2 separate regions of the Mus musculus genome follow, and region 2 is linked to region 1. Evidence: chromatin loops called from intact Hi-C (ENCODE). Cell type or tissue: heart. All regions are shown on one strand. Region 1 has its middle 22 kb from the start of Gm39895. Region 2 has its middle 4.0 kb from the start of Gm39896.

Evidence for each region. Peaks named below come from ENCODE experiments on the same cell type or tissue, not always from the same donor. Only the 100,000 strongest peaks of a DNase experiment are listed, where the experiment ranks them.
Region 2: it touches region 1 in a loop (1.9-fold over the local background); 2 of 42 quality-filtered maps call a loop at or near these places.

What each region holds. Positions count from the first base shown.
Region 1 is chr2:103,870,622-103,873,121 of GRCm38, forward strand. No RefSeq gene overlaps it. Among named protein-coding and RNA genes, the nearest start is that of Gm39895, 22 kb to the right of the region's middle. In heart, a CTCF peak has its summit at 1,500 (motif pointing right); a DNase peak (open chromatin) is centred at 1,520.
Region 2 is chr2:103,930,946-103,933,445 of GRCm38, forward strand. No RefSeq gene overlaps it. Among named protein-coding and RNA genes, the nearest start is that of Gm39896, 4.0 kb to the right of the region's middle. In heart, no CTCF peak of the experiment used is centred here; DNase peaks (open chromatin) are centred at 836 and 1,286.

The DNA of each region.
Region 1 (2,500 bases):
GTGTTTGATTATTTTGCCTGCACGTATGTTTGTATGTACACTGTATGCATGTTTGGTGCCAAGAGAGGTCAGAAGAGGACATCAGATCTTCTGGAACTGGATTTAGGAATGGTTGTGAGACACCTCAAGGGTGCTGAGAACTGAACCCAGTAACTCTGAGGAGGCAACAAGTGCTTGTACCTAAGAGCCATCTATCTCTCCAACCCCTGTGGTTATTATTATTGTTGTTGTTATTATTATTATTGTTATTATTACTACTTTGTTTTTGAGATGGGGTCTGACTCTGTAGTCCTGGATGTCTTGGGACTTGGTATACAGACCAGGCTGGCCTCAAACATCAACCTGCCTCTGCCCTCCGAGTTCTGAGATTAACAGTGTGTGCACCGAGCCTCATGACGTATCTTTATGTTCTGCGGATGGGTGTTTTGCCTGCTTGTATGTCTATGTACCACATGCACTCCTGGTGCTCTCGGGAGCCAGAAGAGGGAGACGAATCCCCTTGAACTGGAGTCACAGACACTTGAGCTGTCACATGGGTGCTGGGCATTGCACCTGGGACCTCGGCAGGAGCAGCAAGTGCTCTTATCTATAGAGTCATCTTTCCAGCCCCATTGCTTTAAACTTTGTATAAATGCTCACTGAGGAAACCCTGAAGAACACATAGAGATATAACAGCCACTCCAACAGGTCAATACTACTAATATTTTGGTGCCTTTTTGAGTGTTTTTTTTCTTCCTTCTCAAGTGTTCTATCTTTTTAATAGGACATCATGTTACAATCTATTTTTAAAAAGTAATCTTGGCATTAAACTGTGATCCTTTCTCTGTGGACAAACTGTCTCTTAAAATACATATTCTTGTAGAAGTAGCCACACCCTGGGTCAGATCATTTATTACTTAAAATTACTTCAAACCATTTTTTTTTTTAAATTGGAGGGTGGAGTGGGAGGAGGGATTGCCTGTGCCTGCTAGACTTGGGAAGCATGACACACAACATCTCAGAAAATGAACAGCCTCCATCAGCAGGCAGATGGCTCTGAGGCGCTCTCCTGAAAAGAATCCCCTCACGTTGATTAGATCAATGTTCTCTGAGCTAATTTGGCACTGTGGAACCATTTATCCTCACGGCTCCTGCTAGTGTCTTGGGCTCATTTGAGGAAACATTGTTGCAGGCTCATGGCTCTTAGGAGTAGGGGACAGCTCTTCATCACTGTGTTGTTCCCACACGGCTTTACAACTGGGCTTATTAGAAATTATGAAAAGTAAGTTTAGATTGACGAAGCCACTTCCTGACCAACAGCCACACACAAATGTGACTTGGGGGCCAAGGGTAGCGACCGAGGCTGTGCTCCAAAGGGTGCCTCTCAGTGTCGTGCTAATTGGTCCCTCTGGGGATGAGCCTGTGAACTCAGTCTCATTAGCACAGCACAAGTGCACAAAACAGCTGAGTTAGTTTGTCTGGAGCCCCTGACAGTCTTTTCTTACCCTGATTCTCGTGCTGTCCTCCAGGTGGCGATGCTGGTTTGTCATCTCCTGAGATCCCAAAGCCTGAGCCAAGAGCCTGAAGGCAAGGGAGACACTGAGACCGGCAGCATCAGAGGTGCGGGCAGGGATGGGGACACACACAGCTGCTAGCTCTGTAATTGCACATCCTCATGCACTGGGTGTCCAGGCACAGGCAGGATTTTTGATAAATCAGTAAGCCAAGAAAAAAAAAATGCTGTTAGCCTTTATCAGCAACGTTCCAGGTGTGTGTGTGTGTGTGTGTGTGTGTGTGTGTGTGTGTGTGTGTGGTGTGTACAGGCATGTGCATGAACAAATGTGTCACAGCACATGTATGAAGGCCAGAAGACACTCGAGGGAGTTGGTTCTCTCTGTATAGCATGTTGGCTCCTGGGATTGAACTCACATTCTCAGGCATGGTGACAGATGTGTCATCTTGCTAGTCATTTCTTTAGCTGGACCTGATAGAACACCAGGGCTCCCTTCTTGGTTAACGATCTGCTAAATAAATTGCATGCCCTTGTGTTTTCATGGGTGGTTGGTTCTAGTACTTGCTGGATATACTCATGTATACTCAGGTCTTTTTTGTTTGTTTGTTTGTTTTTGTTTGGTTTTTGGTTTTTGGATTTTGGTGTTTTCTGGTTTTTCGAGACAGGGTTTCTCTGTATAGCCCTGGCTGTCCTGGAACTCACTTTACAGACCAGGCTGGCCTCGAACTCAGAAATCCGCCTACCTCTGCCTCCCGAGTGCTGGGATTAAATGCGTGTGCCACCACGCCTGGCTTATACTCAGGTCTTTATGTAGAGAGGCATAGCGTTTCTATATAACCAGTGCATGTCCTCTGTGTACTTTGTACTTCAAATCACCTCTACTACAGAATACAATTGTAAATAATGATTTTTTTTAAAGTTCACCATTTTGTGTTGATATTTTTGTTGTTGTTGTTGTTTGTTTGCTTGCTTTTGAGACATATTTCTCTATGTAGTCCTGGCTCTCCT
Region 2 (2,500 bases), 60 kb after region 1:
ATTCGAACTTGCAGTTGGGTGGGCTATGGGGAATCGGCCAAGCAGGAAGTGAAGGTGTGAAGTGGATCTGGCAGGTTCTACATGCAGGGTTCTTGCTGAATGTGGTTCCTCCTGGCAGTTGTTTTTCTTTTAAAATTTTTTATTGTGAAACACACACATAGTGAGAGAGAGAAAGACAGACAGAGAGAGAGAGAGAGAGAGAGAGAGAGAGAGAGAGAGAGAGAGAGAGAACAGGAAACATAAGTGTACACTTGATGAACACATGCACAAGGATCACAAGGGTCAGAAGCAGGGCATTGGGAGCCCTCTAGAAGTGCCAGTGTGCCGCCCCACAGCCAATCTTTTTCACCTTCAAAGAATAGGAATCCTAAGTTAACGAAGGTAACTTTTAGTATGTGATAAAGTTTAGTTCCTCTGCTTTTGAGTTTTATATTGTACAGAACCACGGAGTACTCAGTATTATCTTTACAATACATTGCATGATGCTCCATTTCGTTCATCTCTGTTTTCAAATATCCTTCTGCTTATTTATTTCACTGCTTTTGCACACTTGACTATTCCTGGACTTGGAAGTAGTTTCAGTGTGGGGTTTATTACAAATAATACTCCTATGAACCTCTGGGTGTGCGTGTGTATGGATCTCTTTATCTCTGTGCTAGTCAGCTCGCTGGAAAGCAGACCCGTGGCCTCTCTCCCTAGAGAGTCTGACATAGGCAGTCCAGACTGGAATCTACAAGTTTCATTTCCAACAAATTATTTGGCCATAAAGGCTCTTCTGCTTCCTCGGATCAGGCAGCGCTCCAGACTGTGGCCTGCAGGCCAGCCCTGGCCACGACCTGCCCTTAGATGGTCCAAGAGCAAAGGATGCTTTCTCTTTTCCTTTATCAGGACCGGGACTATACATGCCAGATAAGTACTCTACCAGGGAACTGCTCCAGGTTGACTATTGCCTAGAACAACTGCTTTCTGTCTGTGTCTCTCTGTCTGTGTGCACGCATGTTTCTCTGTGTGTGTGTCTGTGTGTGTGAGAGAGATGTGTGTGTGTGTGTGTGTGTGTGTGTGTGTGAGAGAGAGAGAGAGAGAGAGAGAGAGAGAGAGAGAGAGATGGGTGGGTGTGGTATATGCCCATAGAGGCTCATAGAGGTATATCACTCTGCCTCACTCCCTTTCATCACAGTCTCTCACTGAACCTGGAGTTAGGCAGGTGGCCAGCAACCCCAGTGATCCTCCCGTCTCCATTCACTGACCCCACAGTGCTAGGGCTACAGATATATTCATGACCACACCCAGCGCTTGAAGCTCTGGGGATTTGATCTCTGGTTCTCAGGCATTGTCAGGCAAGCACAGCAAGGGCTCCTATTTGCCAAGTCATTTCCCCAGTCCCAGCACTGGGCTTTGTTTTATTTTAAAAACAGTTTTAAATGGTTGGGAAGAAACCCAAAGAACAATATTTCATGACACATGAAAATTAGATGAAATTCAAATTTCTGTGTCAATAAATAAAACTTAAGTGGCACAGTAAAAGCCACGTCAATTGTTTTGTGTGTGTGTGTGTGTGTGTTTTTAATGCATTGTCAATGAATGACTTAATGTTAAGCAGAGCTGAGCAGAGACCCCACATCCCCCCCACCCCAAGCCTAAAATTCACTTCAAATTTTACAGAAATGTTTTTTCCGGGGCTGGACTTAGAATGTGTGTTTGGGAGTGGTACTGCACTGTGGGCGTGCACCAGCCACAGTTAGCAGACACTGTCGATTTCTCAAGGTGATGGCTCCGGCTTTATGTGTTCCCAGCAGCAGCAGAAGAACATGCCGGCCCCTCTGCGTTCTCAGCAACACGGCCAGGCTTTGAGCTTCAGCAGCTCCATCAGCGATGTCTATTCTGGTGCTTGTAAATCCTCATTACTAAGCGATTCTCACCTGTCCCAGTGCTGGGACCCACGCCCCAACCTTAAAATTATTTTGTTGTTACTTCACAACTATTATTTTGCTTCTGTTGTATTGCCATATAAATATCTGATATTCAGGATATCTGATATCTGACCACAGATTGAGAGCCACTGCTCTGTTTATCAGCCACTTGGATTTTTACTTTAGGAAGTACCTCTTTGACACTTTAGCCCAGGTTGGTTTTTTGTTTTGTTCATTTATTTTAAACTCTCTCTCTCTCTCTCTCTGTCTCTCTCTCTCTCTGTGTGTGTGTGTGTGTGTGTGTGTGTGACCCCTGGAGGTGGTTACAGGTGGTTGTGGTGGCTCAGAGTGGGTGCTGGGAACAGAGCTCTGTGAGATCAGCATGTGCCCTTTTTTATCGGCTTATCCACCCTCATGTACTCTGGATACAATGTTTTTCATTCATATGTCAATATCATAATTGTCTTCTCTCTGGTACTTGGTTCTTCCTGATGTCTTTTGAAAAGGAGAAATTTTTAATTTTAATGTAGTCAACATAAAACTGCTTTTAAAAATAAAGAATTATATTTTTATTTGACTTTATTTTATTT